Linked DNA regions of Homo sapiens: region 2 is linked to region 1. A link is an interaction called in ENCODE POLR2A ChIA-PET data of the cell type or tissue named here. Cell type or tissue: GM12878. All regions are shown on one strand. Links, peaks and the distances in the headings refer to the core of each region. The heading gives the core; the rest is flanking DNA.

Evidence for each region. Peaks named below come from ENCODE experiments on the same cell type or tissue, not always from the same donor. Only the 100,000 strongest peaks of a DNase experiment are listed, where the experiment ranks them.
Region 2: POLR2A ChIA-PET joins it to region 1 with 6 read pairs; 3 of 35 experiments call an interaction of 5 or more read pairs at or near these places.

The regions. Positions count from the first base shown.
Region 1 is chr6:149,463,630-149,466,538 of GRCh38, reverse strand. The region is part of intron 2 of ZC3H12D (zinc finger CCCH-type containing 12D); the gene reads left to right. Among named protein-coding and RNA genes, the nearest start is that of ZC3H12D, 20 kb to the left of the region's middle. RefSeq lists enhancers at 385-434, 525-754. In GM12878, for the core only: no CTCF peak of the experiment used is centred there; no DNase peak of the experiment used is centred there; H3K4me3 peaks cover 204 bases; H3K27ac peaks cover 639 bases.
Region 2 is chr6:149,035,527-149,038,435 of GRCh38, reverse strand. The region is part of intron 7 of UST (uronyl 2-sulfotransferase); the gene reads right to left. Among named protein-coding and RNA genes, the nearest start is that of UST-AS2, 4.3 kb to the right of the region's middle. RefSeq lists an enhancer at 276-861. In GM12878, for the core only: no CTCF peak of the experiment used is centred there; no DNase peak of the experiment used is centred there.

The DNA of each region.
Region 1 (2,909 bases), core at 281-2,780:
GGGTGGACTTGACTACATTGAAGAGATGCATGTGTCTCGGGGGTGACGTGAGGGAGGGTGTCATCAATTGTTCACTTTACTGCTTCAGGGACACAGAAAACGGACCTCATTTTCTATGACAGGCACGATATCTTCCCCTCTTTTTTAGGTAGGGGAGGGTACATCTTAACGTTTGCCAGTGTACATCAGGTGGGGCCTCCGTTTCTTCTGTCTCCTGGGCGACTCAGGCTCTGTGGTTCCTCTCCGCCCCCTCCCATCTCGGATGGCCTCTGGGGCCTTTGAGACCTGATATTGGCCGGAAAAGGGGTCTGGGGCCCTCACTGGGTTCTGTTGCACAGTGGCTGGGCTGGCCTGGCCTCTAAACGGGAAACATGGAAGTGGCCTTCTGGGAGCCATGCTGGCTTAAAGTGCTCTCTGCTCACTGGTGCCAGCTTGTCCATCCCCAGACAGTCCACCAGGCCTGGGGTCATGCGAGGGATGGGGTGTGGCTTCAGACTCACTTCTCCTCCAAGTCATGTTCCTCCAAGGCAGCCTTGCAGAAACCTGGTTTCTCTGAGGGGCTTGCAGCCTGCCCAGTCTGTGCTGAAAAACAAAGGTTCAGCCTCTTGTTCACAGTCTTGATGTTTCTCCATCTCCCCCTCCCCTATGGTTGGGCTGGGTGGAGCTGGAATTGGGGGGTGGGGTGAGGACCTCCTCCTCCTTCCATCTTCCCTCTTTTTCAGCTTCTGCTGGGCTGGAAAGGACCAGCGATCTGCTTCCTCTTCCCCCCCCCTTTTTTTTTTTTGAGATGGCGTCTCGCTCTGTCGCCCAGGCTGGAGTGCAGTGGTGCGATCTCAGCTCACTGTGACCTCCACCTCCCAGGTTCAAGTGATTCTCCTGCCTCAGCCTCCCGAGTAGCTGGAACTACATGTGCATGCCATCACACCTAGCTAAATTTTTTGTATTTTTAGTAGAGACAGGATTTCACCGTGTTAGCCAGGATGCTCTCGATCTCCTGACCTCGTGATCCTTTCTCCTTGGCCTCCGAAAGTGCTGGGATTACAGGTGTGAGCCACCACACCCGGCCTTCCTCTTCCTTTTGACCACAGATATCCCTGTTGATATTTTCTCCTCACTGTACAAGCCTCAGAGTTCAGCCTCAGTAGCGAAAGGGATATTTATCTTCTTCATTTTTTTTTTTTTTTTGAGACAGAGTCTCACACTGTCACCCAGGCTGGAGTGCAGTGGCTTGATCTCAGCTCACTGCAACCTCTGCCTCCCAGGCTCACGCGATTCTCCAGCCTCAGCCTCTCCAGTAGCTGGGATTACAGGCACGTGCCACCACACCCAGCTAATTTTTGTATTTTTAGTAAAGATGCGGTTTCACCATGTTGGTCAGGCTGGTCTTGAACTCCTGACCTCAGGTGATCCGCCCACCTCAGCCTCCCAAAGTGCTGGGATTACAGGCATGAGCCACCGCGTCCTTTTTCTTTTATAAACTTGTGACTATCCTAATCTTCCTTGAGAAAATAGCAGGAAAGGTCACATACGAGAGAGAGCACAGCAGTGTGAATTCAAAATGTCATCCTTGTCTGCATATGGGTTGGCTGCCAGGCTTCTCGGGAGAAGGCACGAGTGGCGTAGTGGCCCTTGGCTCTCTAAGAACTTATCCTTGCCCCTCCCTTTACACCTGTTGCCCGGGCTCATTCCTCGTGCTCCAGCCCCACTCCTGTCTTTCTGGTCCCTAGACCATGTCAGTTATGCCTGTGTTTGGATCCTTCCGGTCAGCTCTTCCCTTTGCTTCAGCTTCTCCTCTAGCTGCTTCTCAGCTGAGTTTCTTCTCAGCCATTCGTTTATTCAACAGCTTTTAAAGTGAGTCATTACAATTATTAGACACGATGCTGGGCACTGAGAGTTCTGTGGTGAGCAAGAGGAGCCCACGGTTTAAAGAAGGGAGACCCAGGCAATCCCCTGGATGGGTGCCAACGTTCCCCAGTGCCAGGAAGGAGCGGGAGGGTGCAGTGAGAGCTCGTGAGAGGGATCTGCAGGAGTCTAGGGAGTAGGGGATGCTTTCCTGAGGAAGTGAGGATGAAGCTGGGATCTGAAGGCGGAAGAGGATGTGGAGTGATCTAATTTGAGGCCAGGTTCTGTCTCACACATGGCTGAGTCCAGTTGATTTTGCCTTCTCAATATCTCAAATCTATCCACTTGTCTCCCTCCAGCGAAACCCCACTGACCCCACTGACTGAGTCTGAGGGACGTCTTCAGGTTTCACCAGTCACTTGGAGCAGCGTTTGGTGACCCCTTTTCCCCTGGCTTTCCTGATGCACATCCTCTGGTTTTCTTCCTCCTTCTCAGATCCGTCCCTCCTGAGTCCCATATGATATTGCCCCCCTCTACCTATAACCAGCTGCGAAGTCGCAGAGTTCCTCCAGCCCAGGCTGCTCACTTTCTCTCCAGGCGAGCAGGAAATTCTGTCCATGCTGTGGCCTCAGCTATTGCTTACACAGAGACGGCCTACAACTTTAATCACTCAGACATCTCCACTGAACCCTAGCTGTTTACTTAACATTTCCTCTAAGTGGAAATGTTAACAGCTCAATATGTGTCTAAAATAGAACTCATGATCTTTCCCTCTAACCCTGTTCCTTTCCAGAATTCCTGGTGTCAGTGAATAGCCTGCCATCCTCTTACACAAGCCAGAGATCTTGAGTCATCTTTGATGCCTTCTTCTCTATCACTCCCATATCCAATCAGTCATTGAGTTCTGGAGATTTGACCTTCTAAATAAATATCTCTCAAGTTCACCTACTCTTCTCCCTCATCCACCACCATCAGCTTAGTCCAAGTCACCGTCAATTTTTGCTATGTCGCCCAAGCTGGAGTGCAGTGGCGCGATCTCGGCTCACTACAACCTCCGCCTCCCAGGT
Region 2 (2,909 bases), core at 132-2,631, 430 kb after region 1:
GTCTCTGCCTCCATCTTCACTGGCCTTCATCCTTGAGCCTCAGTCTCTCTCTCCTTTTAAGGGCACAAGTCATTGGATTTAGGGTCCACCCTAATCTAGTATGACCTCATCTTAACTTGATTACATCTGCAAAGTCTCTACTTCCAAATAAGGTCTCATTCACAGATATAGGGGATTAGGACTTCAACATATTTTGCAGGGGAAGGGGTCTCAATTCTTGGGTAACGTTAGGGGATTCACAACACTACCTAACAGAGATGTGAACAAGTGAACCAATGTAAGTCTAAGGTACTTTGCTAACTGTAAAAGCGCTATCCAAATGCAAATTGCCACTTTTAAAGGTTTTGGGTCAAAAAGGAACCAGTTTTAGGAAGACAGAGTTTCTCTCTCTTTAGGTTTGGGCGTCTGGCCATTGCTATGGGGCAGCACATGTTTGAGCTTTGAAGCCAAGAAGGCCAAACCCTATGGAAGAATCATGGCGCCTCGGAGGCCCCAGATGCCTTAGGAGTGGTCTTGCCCACTGGCTGGCCTTCTACCTTGCTGACCCAGGCAGCCCACGCTGGGAGGAAAATCTACGGCAGTGCTTCTCCAATAACCTCGGATTGTTTTCCCTACCTAATCCATTTCAGATTGACACTTTTGTAAATGACGATAAAAATAAATTGTCAGAAAAATGACCACAGCCACGTAAAATTCCCATCAAAGCTTCCAAATGCTGCTTCTTAATTTCTGCCCTTATCTCGTCACGGGCTGGTAGCAAGCAGCTTGCGGACTGGCACCGGTCCGTGGACCACACTTTGAGTCGCGGTGCTTGGCTGTGGCCAGGCCGCCGCAGGCACAGGGGCCCCACTGAACACATTCCTGCTCCCAGGCAAGAACACTCTTCCTTCTGTGCTGGAAGAGTGTTCGCCAGCCTCCAGCCTCATTCCAGGGGTCCTGCCTGGCTGGGGAAAACCCCCTCCCCCACACCTGGGCCTCCGTGTTTTCTTTGAGTTTGTTTTCCCACTGATTGACTTTCCCTTCAGTCTGGGCTTTAACAACAGTTTTCTGAGTGAACGCAGGCGATCCCAGCAACCCTGACACCACGGCTCATATGGAATGTATTTAGAGAGGGGAAAAAACTCAAATGGAGTGGTTATACGATTTTGAACTGGCTTGGACATAACATGGCTGGAATTTCGGAGCTGGCTTTTGTTTGCATTCGTCATGAAACATTTGTTATATGAGCTGCTGCTCCTGCTACCGGAGCAGCTGCGGCAGACGAGCCTTCACGATGGCTGCTTTTCCTTCTGTCTATGAGCAGACTGGCTGTGCTCACCCCCCGAGGCCTTCACTCCCCCACTCCATGCCTGTGCCGCCATCTGTGCATAACCTGGGGAACACGTTTCCCCCAAACTGACACCTAACAGCACAGGAAACGAAGATGTCCTTTTCCACCAGGTTATGTGGAATGATACCTTTAAATGGTCATACGCTCTGCCTCTGATCACAGGAGTCTGTTTTTATCAGTTCTTATAATTTACATTTCCTCCCACAAGAAACCTCCAGTACAGCCCTGATTTGTCTTCTAGGTAATTTTAAAATCATAGTATTAAGTGTGGAGCTTCATCATGGTAATGTCATCCAGTAAAAACCCAAAAGGGATTAATTAATCAATTACCGTTAAAGGATCTTGTTTTTGTTAGTTTTGCTTTTGAAATTTTACCAGTACTATAATCCCAAGATACAGATGCTGAAGGCAGTGCTACGGTAGTTTGATTCACATCATGGCTACACAGATACTGCATAAAAGATATGTGTGTGACAGATCTAGCTAAGAACGGTAAACACAAAGCTGGCAGCAGAATCTTAAAGTTCAGGTAGTTAGAACATTCCCAGTTAAATGTAGTGGGCTGATTACATGCCTTCAATGCCTGTCCTTTGAAAAACTTCTCTAAAATGACAGTGAAGGAATGATAATTTTATTAAAGATGGCATTTTATTAAAAGATGGATAAAATGCTGGAGAAGGATTATCAGTGGAAGGCAGGCCTCCACCAATTTCTGGAAGATGAAATGCGGTTGGAGGCACGCATCCGATTAGGCAAAGCAGACGAAGAGAGTCTGAAGTGCTGACGAAAAGGGACATGGCTCGGGAGTGTCAGCTCACCCAGCTGAGAGTCAGAGATGGAGTACCACTGGGTGTCCCCGACGGGAGAGCTGGGTCTGAGGCTGGCAGTCTAGGTATGAAGCAGCTGGGACCCCAGTTCCCTCCACAGCCAGGGGCAGGCAATCTTAGGATCAGTCTCCAGATAGTTTGGGCAGAGGCTCCATACCGATTTGCTAACCCAGAGGAGTGGGAAGGAGAGGTATGGGCTAAAATCCCAGCACTGGGGAAACTGGTGCATTCAGTGAGAACCTTCAGCGCCTGTTCCCACACCAGCAACCAGTTGCATGCATGCTCCACTCTCCTACCACACTTCATCTCCCATCCCCAAAGCAGATGTTTGGATAATTTTTCCGTGGGAAAACTGGACAAACTCCAGAGAGAAAAAAACTACAATCACTAACAAATATTTTTCCAGCAAAACCTCTATTGCTATTTGATTATCCTCAAGCGAGGTCCACTGGTCAATGAGCCTCCTTCATTGCACAGCACTTACAATTAGCTTTTCTTCGCTTTTTTTTTTTAAAGATGGGGTCTTACTCTGTCACCCAGGCTGAAGCGCAGTGGCACAATCTTGGCTCACAGCAACCCTGCAACCTCTGCCTCTGGGGCTCAAGCGATCCTCCCACCTCAGCCTCTCAAATAGCTGGGACTATGACTGTACACCCCCACACCCAGCTAATTTTTGTATTTTTTTTTTGTAGAGACAGGTTTCACCATGTTGTCCAGGCTGGTCTTGAACTCCTGAGCTCAAGAGATCCACC